Linked DNA regions of Homo sapiens: region 2 is linked to region 1. Evidence: read pairs that join two places in POLR2A ChIA-PET (ENCODE). Cell type or tissue: Caco-2. All regions are shown on one strand. Region 1 overlaps ABR (ABR activator of RhoGEF and GTPase). Region 2 overlaps ABR (ABR activator of RhoGEF and GTPase).

Region 1 (5,000 bases):
CTGGTACAGGTGGCACCTGGGAAGTGGCAGCCTCGCTTCCGCTGGCCAGTTCCCTGGTTCAGGGTTGCCGGCCTCCCAGATCCACACCTGTGGTCCAGACTCTGCTGTCTGGCTGCCCGTTGGATCTTCTGACAGGGATGGCCATGAGTCTTCTCAGTCCAGACATGTCTCCACCTGGACTTAGGGTCTGTTCCCCCGGAACCAGCTCCCCCTTCCTGTCCATCGCTCAGCCCTCCAAGCCCAGAGGACCCTGCTGTGGCCGCATTTTCAGTCAACTCTCCCATCGCCAGACTTTGCCCTTGGTTCCCACCATGGTCACCTTTGACAAAGCACGGAGGGGCGGTTTGCCCCGTTCCACATCATCTCATGCACCACAGTCAGCTTCGTTTTCCTGAAGTCACCTCTGAAATCACCTTGCCATTTTGGCATCCGTGGCTCCCAGCGTGCGTGAAATCTGACTATTCAGGATAGTGTTCCAGGCCCTCTGCAGTCTGACCCCTCCAGAGCTCGGCTTCAGTGGTACCAGTCTGTTCATCAGGGCCAACCTCCTGCGTCCTGCCCCCATTCTGCACGCTGATACCCTGCCGCAAATGGACCTTTTCCTTCCTCACGCTCTGTGACTGGTTGTTTCTTCCATATGAACCCCTCAGGGCAGCCCACACACTTCGTGTTTGGTATTTGTATGAGTCCTACATATGATAACATTTTAAGAGCAAAGGTTGTGGAGTTGGATGACCTGTGTCCATCTGGTTTCCCACCTGACTGCCGTGAAATCTTGGGCGAGTAACTTAACTCCCTGCGCTTTCATTTCCTCCATTGTAAATGAGTCATAATGGTACGGAGGCAGAAATTTAAAAACAAATATGTATGTATTTACTCCAAGAAAAGTAACAGGCAAGGCAAGGGTTAAAAAGAAAAAAAAAACAGGCCGGGCACGGTGGCTCACGCCTGTAATCCCAGCATTTTGGGAGGCCGAGGCGGGTGGATCACGAGGTCAGGAGATGGAGACCATCTTGGCTAACACGGTGAAACCCTGTCTCTACTAAAAATACAAAAAAATTAGCCGGGCATGATGGCAGGCACCTGTAGTCCCAGCTACTCGGGAGGCTGAGGCAGGAGAATGGCTTGAACCCGGGAGGCGGAGCTTGCAGTGAGCCGAGATGGCGCCACTGCACTCCAGCCTGGGCGACAGAGCGAGACTCCATCTCAAAAAACAAAAAACAAAGGAACAAAAAAAACCTCTTTTTTTTTCTGCCTAGCAAGCTCACTTTAAGGAGTTATAAGATAACGCTGTTTAAGAAGCCAAGGCTAAAGAAATGGGCTCCACACACCCGCCTTTTAGAGCAAGGTTGAAGGAAAAAAGAAAGAGAAATTCCTTTACTGTTACTCCTTTCCCTGGCTTCCTAAGCATAACTGTGTTTACAAATGTCTGGATTTAGCCAGTCCTTGTTTTTCTTTTGACACAGCTACAAGCCACAAGTTATGCACTATATGATTAACTGCTTTTGTTTTACTTTTGTGAAGTCTGCTTATAAAAACCCCATTCTGTCTTTATTCAATGCTAAGCTTTTTAAATGCAAATCCACTGAGCTAGTGCATACCTAAAATAAACAGTCCTTCCCTTCTCCATATCGGTCTCTCCGGTCCTCAGTTTCCTGCAACAGTACAACTTAGATTTTAAATTTTTAAGAAGTTTTTCAGGCAGAGTGTGGTGGCTCATGCCTATAATCCCAGCACTTTGGGAGGCCAAAGTGGAGGACTCTTTGAGGCCAGGAGTTCAAGACCAGCCCGGCCCACATAGCAAGACCCTGTGTCTACAAAAACTTTTTCGAATCAGCCAGGCATGGTTGTGCATGCCTGTGGTCTCAGCTACTTGGGAGGCTGAGGCAGGGGGATCATCTGAGCCCAGGAGTTTGAGGCTGCAATGAGCTATGTTTGTGCCACTGCACTCCAGCCTGGGCAACAGAGCGAGACTCTGTCTCTAAAAAAAACAAAAAACAAAAATCAAAAAACAAAAAAAAGCTTTTCAAGTGCACCAGTCTTAAGCATAGAGCTTGGTGAATATTTCCATATGTCTGCTTGTGTAACTAACACCCAGATCAAGATATGGAACATCTTCAGTGTCCTGGAAAGTTGCTTCCTGCCCCTTCCCAGCCAACACTCCCTGTCCCCGTCGTCCACCCCCAGAAAGCCACTGCCATGGACTTCTATCACCATCCATTTGTTTCGCCTGTTCTTGAGCTTTGTATTTAGGCTGGTGCAAAAGTAGTTGAGAGCTGGACGTGGTGGGTCACACCTGTAATCCCAGCACTTTGGGAGGCTGAGGCGGGTGGATCACCTGAGGTCAGGAGCTTGAGACCAACCTGGCCAACATGCTGAAACCCCATCTCTACTAAAAAAAAAAAAAAATTAGCCGGGTGTTGGTGGTGGGCACCTGTAATCCCAGCTACTCAGGAGGCTGAGGCAGGAGAATTGCTTGAACCCAGGAGGCGGAGGTTGCAGTGAGCCGAAATTGTGCCACTGCTCTCCAGCCTGGGTGACAGAGTGAGACCCCGTCTCAAAAAAAAAAAAAAAGTAATTGTGGTTTTTACCATTATATATTACCTTTGCTCCAACCTAAAGTAAATAGCCTCCTGCGGTGCAGGCATACCTCGCTTTACGGCACTCCTGTGATGCGGGCGTACCTTGCTTTACGGCACTCATGTGCAGGCGTACCTCGCTTTACGGCACCTCCATGCTTAGTTGAGCTTCAAAGATGCTGCGTTTTTTTTCACCAGTTGGAAGTGTGTGGCCACCTCGCATTCTCTCTGTGTTACGTGTTGGTGGTTCTCACGATCTTTCAGACTTTTTTATTGTTATGACACCTGTTACAGTGATCTGTGATCAGCGATCCTCCATGTTAGCATTGTCATTGTTTTGGGCACCACAGACCGGACCCGGCAACCTTCATCTATGAACGTTGTGTGTTCTGGCTGTTCCGCCCACCAGCCTTTCCCAGCCTCTCTCCTCTCCCCGCTCCAGCCTCCCTATTCCCTGAGACACAAAAATATCCAAGTTAGTCCAGTGAGTAACCCTACAGTGGCCTCGAGGTGTGCGTCTGTCACTTTAAATCAAAAGCTAGAAATGGTTCAGTTTAGCCCGGGCTCGGTGGCTCACGCCTGTAATCCCAGCACTTTGGGAGGCCGAGGCGGGCAGATCACGAGGTCAGGAGTTCAAGACCAGCCTGGCCAACATGGTGAAACCCCATCGCTACTAAAAATAGAGAAATTAGCCGGGCGTGGTGGCGGGCGCCTGTAATTCCAGCTACTCAGGAGTCTGAGGTGGGAGACTCACTTGAACCTGGGAGGCAGAGGTTGCAGTGAGCTGAGATTGTGCCGCTGCACTCCAGCCTGGGTGATAGAGACTGTCTAGAAAAGAAAGAAAGAGGGAGAGAGAGAAGGAAGAGAGAAAGAGAGAGAGAGAGAGAAAAAAGAAATGATTTAGTGTAGTGAGGAAGGCTTGTTGAAAGCCAAGATAGGCTGGAAGCGGAGCCTCTCCTACCAGTTAGCCAAATTGTGAACACACAGGAAAAGTGTTTTAAGGAAATTCAAAGTGCTTCTCCAGTGAACACAAGAATGATAAGGGAAACAGCCCCACTGCTGATATGGAGAAAGTTTGAGTGGTCGGATAAAGATCAAACCAGCCACAACGTTCCCCTGAGCCGGAGCCCAATCCAGAGCAAGGCCCTCGCACTCTGCAAGTCTGTGAAGGCTGAGAGAGGTGAGGAAGCTGCAGAGGAAAGTTTGAAGCTGGCAGAGATTTGTTCATGAGGGGTCAGGAAAGAAGCCGCTTTCATAACAGAAAAAGGCAAAGTGAAGCAGCAAGTACGGATGGAGAAGCTGCGGCCAGTTGTGCAGAAGATGTAGCAAAGACTGTAAAGGAAGGTCACCGCACTAAACATCAGATTTTTGGCCAGGCGCGGTGGCTCACGCCTGTAATCCCAGCACTGTGGGAGGCCGAGGTGGGTGGATCACTTGAGGTCAGGAGTTCAAGATCAGCCTGGCCTACATGGTGAAACCCTGTCTTTACTAAAAATACAAAAATCAGCCAGGCCTGGTGGTGCACATCTGTAATCCCAGCTACTCAGGAGGCTGAGGCAAGAGAATCACTTGAACCTGGGAGGTGGAGCTTGCAGTGAGCTGAGATCGCGCCATTGCACTCCAGCCTGGGCAACAGAGCCAGACTCTATTTCAAACAACAACAACAAAACCAAACAAAACAAAAACAAAACAGATCAGATTTTCAATGTAGACAAAACAGCCTTCTATTGGAAGAAGACATATGTAGGACTTTCATCCTAGAAAAGGGATCCGTGCCTGGCTTCGAAGTTTCAAAGGACAGAAGGACAGGCTGACTCTAGTGTTAGGGGCCAGTGCAGGGGTGACTTTAAACCAGTGCTCACTGACCATTCTGAATATCCCAGGGACTTTAGGAGTAATGCTCAAACAATGGTATTCTTCACAGAAATAGAAAAAAAAAAATGCTAAAATTTATATGGAACCAAAACAAAAATAACAAAACTGGAAGAATCACATTACCTGACTTTATTTGTTTATTTTTTTTGAGACAGAGCCTTGCTCTGTCACCCAGGCTGGAGTGCAGTGGCCCAATCTTGCCTCACTGCAACCTCCGCCTCCCGGGTTCAAGTGAATCTCCTGCCTCAGCCCCCCGAATAGCTGGGATTACAGGCACCTGCCACCAAGCCCAGCTGATTTTTGTATTTTTAGTAGAGACAGGCTTTCACCATGTTGACCAGGCTGGTCTCAAACTCCTGACCTCCGGTGATCTGCCTGCTCCAGCCTCCCACAGTGCTGGGATTACAGGTGTGAGACACCGCACCTGGCCTCTCTGAAGACTTTTGATGCAGCTTTGGTGGAATAATGGTCAGGGCTGGGCTCCCTCAGCTGCTCTTCCCTCTCTCATTCCCATCCTCAATTCTTGGGCAGAAAATAAGTTTATCA
Region 2 (5,000 bases), 71 kb after region 1:
GGCACAGGGCGGGGGAGGGAGGCCGGACCCTGCCACCCATGGAGCCTTCAGCAACTTTGTTGGTTTTTTTTCTTTTGAGACAGGGTCTTGCTCTGTTGCCCAGGCTGGAGTGCAGTGGTGCGATCTCGGCTCACTGCAACCTCTGCCTCCCGGGTTCAAGCGATTTTCCTGCCTCAGCCTCCTGAGTAGCTGGGATTACAGGTGCACGCCACCATGCCACCATGTCTGGCTAATTTTTGTATTTTTAGTAGAGACGGGGTTTTGCCATGTTGGCCAGGCTGATCTCAAACTCCCAACCTCAGGTGATCTGCCCGCCTCGGCCTCCCAAAGTGCTGGGATTACAGGCATGAGCCACCGCGCCTGGCCGGTTTTTTCCTTTTAAAAACTATATTAATTAACTTAATTTCACTACATAGCCTTTTTTCCTGAAAGTAAGTCATGTTTTTAATTATAAAGATAATATAAGGCCATTGGAGGAAACCCCGTCCCCCACTGAAGCATGAGGTCCGACTCCTGCCGCGCTGCTTCCTTCCCTGTTTTTAAATGTTCTCATGTTTCTTCACACAGTCGTAATCACTGTGAATGCCCAATTTGGGGCTCTGCTGTTTCTGTTTCGTGTCATAAGCATTTTCCCTGTTGCTGCCTCATCTTCATAATCATCCTTTTACTTTCCTGCACGATGTTACCCGTAGATGTGCCATCGTCTACTTAAGCATTCTCCTTTTATTAGACATCTCTGAATTTCTGCTAACTGCAGTGCTGTGAATATTCACCACGTCTCCTGCTACTATTTATTGAGGGTTTATGCCATGCCAGGTGCCGTGACACATGCTTTGAATACATGATTTCTAGTCCTCCCAACACCTCCACAAAGTAGCGACTGTTGTTCCCTAATCATAGATGAGAGAGGAGTCTTGGAGAAGGTAAATAAGCAGCCCAAGCTCGCACAGCTAGAGGCACAGGTGGGACTGGAACCCCAAGCTGACGTGCAAACTCCTTTGAGCCTCCTTCTCTCTACCCGGGAGGGTGGGACTGGAACCCCAAGCTGATGTGCAAGCTCCTTTGAGCCTCCTTCTCTCTACCCGGGAGTGTGGGTCTGCTCTGTGCCTTGAGCAGAGGCTCATTCTGCGTTCATTCACACATTCTTCCACCCACACTTAGTGATCAACTGCAGTGTGCCAAGCACACCCCTTCTCACGGCTGAGAAGCGGCAGTCTGGATTCAAACCCGTGTCTGTGGGACTCGTTTACCATCAGGCTATCTTGCCTCTCCCTTCAGCCCTCCCTGGTTGGCTGTGCCCCCAAGTACAGCACAGGGGACTCCACAGCCAGTGTGTTACACCACCAGGCTATCCTACCTCTCCCTTCAGCCCTCCCTGGCTGGCTGTGCCCCCAAGTATAGCTCAGGGGGAGCAAGCCCCACGCCCACCTCAACACTCAAGGGTCAGAATGAGAAGTGCAAATCTAAGTCCTAGGGGAAGGATCGATGATTATGAACGTCAATAAAGGGATGACTGGGCGGGCACGGTGGCTTATGCCTGTAATCCCAGCACTTTGGGAGGCCAAGGCGGGTGGATCACCTGAGGTCAGGAGTTTGAGACCAGCCTGGCCAACATGGCAAAACTCCGTCTCTACTGAAAGTACAAAAATTAGCTGGGTGTGATGGCAGGCACCTATAATCCCAGCTACTTGGGAGAATGAGGTGGGAGAATCGCTTGAACCCTGGAGGCAGAGGTTGGAGTGAGTGGAGATCGCGCCATTGCACTCCAGCCTGGGAACAAGAGCAAAACTCCATCTCACAAAATAAAAATAATTTAAAAAATAATAATAATAAAGGACATGACTCCCTGGAACTAGATCATGTTTGAGATAGTTCTGAGGCAGAGATGGCAATAATAAGCACACATGCTTCTGCCTGTCGTCCTTTGCGATGGCAGACATTACTAATCACATATGCCTCTGCCTGCTGTCCTTTGCCATGGCAGACATCACTAATCAACTAGGGCACACTTTCTTGCTAGACTTGGATGTGGCTTTGTAATCCTCCACCCAGTGTTGACCCATGTGACCACTCTTGATAAGAGGTGGCATTTGGAATAACACCTGTATTCCATTGCTAGCCTGAAGGATATTGAACACGGATAGTCTAGAAGGGAGGGAGGGGATTGTGGTGGGGAATAGGAAAATGTGAGCCCAGCCAGGAAGGCTTCGCTCTTCTTGATACCTAAGTGGTTTGGGATGTTTGACAACATGAGTCATCTGGGCCAGAAGCCTGGTAAGGTGAAGGGGCGGAGTTGCTCCCTGCGGGCGGGGCGGACCCCAGAACCCAGCTTTCATCACTCCAGTGTGTGTTTCCCAATCAGGCTCCTCAGGAGCAGGGATCGTTCTTGCTTCTGGCGAGTTCTCAGTCAACCCCTGTCAGTGGTTCTGTGGTTCTGGACCCAAGAGTTGAGGCTGGAAGAGCCAGGCTCCCTCTGGCTCATGGCTCCCTCTGGCTCGTTTGCAGGAAGCACCAGCAGTATGACTGTAAGTGGTACATCCCCCTGGCCGACCTGGTGTTTCCATCCCCCGAGGAGTCTGAGGCCAGCCCCCAGGTGCACCCCTTCCCAGACCATGAGCTGGAGGACATGAAGATGAAGATCTCTGCCCTCAAGAGTGAAATCCAGAAGGAGGTGAGCAGAGCTTGGTATCTGAGCCTGGGGCCCTTTGAGCCAGCTGTGTTGGGGGAGGTGGAGGCAGGAAGTTGTAAGGTTTGAGACTTTGAGAGGGAGCCTTGAGTGTGTAGTTACTAAGGGAAAGACCCCGACTACAGTAGCTCCAAGCAGATCGAGGGGGTCAGTGCTCAGGATTTCATAGGGCTAACATGGGAAGTGCCCTGGAAAGCAGTGCATGTTGAACACGATAGAAAGGGGAAGCAAGTAGCCAGGCGCAGTGGCTCACACCTGTAATCCCAGCACTTTGGAAGGCCGAGGCAGGTGGATCACCTGAGGCCAGGAGTTCGAGACCAGCCTGGCCAACATGGCAAAACCCTGTCTCTACTAAAAGTACAAAAATTAGCAGAGTGTGGTGGTGGGCACCTGTAATCCCAGCTACTCGGGAGGCTGAGGCAGTAGAATGGCTTGAACCCGGGAGGTGGAGGTTGCAGTGAGCCAAGAACATGCCAATGCACTCCAGTCTAGGCAATAGAGTGAGATTCTGTCAAAAACAAAAAAAAAAAGTGGAGGTAGAGGGAAGCAAGAGAAGAAAAAGCAGGCTTTTGTAAGGAAAAGCAGGACCTGTGCAAGGAAAAGGACCTGGGAGGCCTCTCAGAAACTGACAGATCAAGTAGGCAAATAAATAAGGAGAGAGAGGACCTGAATGCCACAATTAACATGCTTGACTTAAAAATGCAGAGAAGCTTGTGCCCTGACAGAAAACTGAGATTCTTGTCACACACGTTTGGGACCTTCACATTTATCCTATAATAGGCCACTAAGGAAATCTCAAAATTTTTCTGCAAGTTGATAGCATACAAGTCATGTTCACAGACCACAGTGGAGTAAAATTAGAAGTGAACAAGAATATTGGTCAGCCTGGGTGCAGTGGCTCACACCTTTAATCCCAGAACTTTGGGAGGCTGAGGATGGTGGATCGCCTGAGGTCAGGAATTCAAGATCAGCCTGGCCAACATGGTAAAAATCCATCTCTACTAAAAATACAAAATTATCCAGGCGTGGTGGATCATGCCTGTAATCCCAGCACTTTAGGAGGCCCAGGCAGGCAGGTCACCTGAGGTCAGGAGTTTGAGACCAGCCTGGCCAACATGGTGAAACCCCATTTCTACTGAAAATACAAAATTAGCCTGGCGTGGTGGCTTCCGCCTGTAATCCCAGCTACTCAGGAGGCTGAGACAGGAGAATTGCTTGAACCTGGGAGGCAGAGGTTGCATTGAGCTGAGATTCCGCTGCTGCACTCCAGCCTGAGCAACAGAGTGAGACTGTCTCAAAAAAAAAAAAAAAAAAAAAAAGCATTGGTTTGGAAAGTTCAAACTGACAAGGTAAAGAGGAAATCAAAATTCAAAATGAGAACTGCAAACTGTTTAGTGCTGTCTGGAAATGAGTGTACTACATACCAGTACCCATGGATGCAGCCAAAGTGCTGTTTAGAGGAACATGAATAGCCCTCAGTTCACATAACAACAGTGTCTAGAGGAACATGCATAGCCCTCAGTTCACATAACAACAGCGTCTAGAGGAACATGCATAGCCCTCAGTTCACATAACAACAGCGTCTAGAGGAACATGCATAGCCCTCAGTTCACATAACAACAGCGTCTAGAGGAACATGCATAGCCCTCAGTTCACGTAACAGCAGCGTCTAGAGGAACATGCATAGCCCTCAGTTCACGTAACAGCAGCATCTAGAGGAACATGCATAGCCCTCAGTTCACGTAACAACAGTGTCTAGAGGAACATGCATAGCCCTCAGTTCACGTAACAGCAGTGTCTAGAGGAACATGCATAGCCCTCAGTTCACGTAACAGCAGTGTCTAGAGGAACATGCATAGCCCTCAGTTCACATAACAACAGCGTCTAGAGGAACATGCATAGCCCTCAGTTCACGTAACAGCAGCGTCTAGAGGAACATGCATAGCCCTCAGTTCACGTAACAGCAGCGTCTAGAGGAACATGCATAGCCCTCAGTTCACGTAACAACAGTGTCTAGAGGAACATGCATAGCCCTCAGTTCACGTAACAGCAGTGTCTAGAGGAACATGCATAGCCCTCAGTTCACGTAACAGCAGTGTCTAGAGGAACATGCATAGCCCTCAGTTCACATAACAGCAGTGTCTAGAGGAACATGCATAGCCCTCAGTTCACATAACAACAGTGTCTAGAGGAACATGCATAGCCCTCAGTTCATGTAACAACAGTGTCTAGAGGAACATGCATAGCCCTCAGTTCACATAACAACAGTGTCTAGAGGAACATGCATAGCCCTCAGTTCACATAACAACAGTGT

The links. ChIA-PET counts read pairs that join two places held together with the same protein. Peaks named below come from ENCODE experiments on the same cell type or tissue, not always from the same donor. Only the 100,000 strongest peaks of a DNase experiment are listed, where the experiment ranks them.
Region 2: POLR2A ChIA-PET joins it to region 1 with 13 read pairs; 7 of 35 experiments call an interaction of 5 or more read pairs at or near these places.

The regions. Positions count from the first base shown.
Region 1 is chr17:1,135,478-1,140,477 of GRCh38, reverse strand. The region is part of intron 1 of ABR (ABR activator of RhoGEF and GTPase); the gene reads left to right. Among named protein-coding and RNA genes, the nearest start is that of ABR, 42 kb to the left of the region's middle. In Caco-2, no CTCF peak of the experiment used is centred here; a DNase peak (open chromatin) is centred at 2,687; H3K4me3 peaks cover 1,317 bases.
Region 2 is chr17:1,064,748-1,069,747 of GRCh38, reverse strand. ABR (ABR activator of RhoGEF and GTPase) reads left to right here. Exons shown (of 23, transcript NM_021962.5): 10 at 2,506-2,671. Among named protein-coding and RNA genes, the nearest start is that of MIR3183, 45 kb to the right of the region's middle. In Caco-2, no CTCF peak of the experiment used is centred here; no DNase peak of the experiment used is centred here.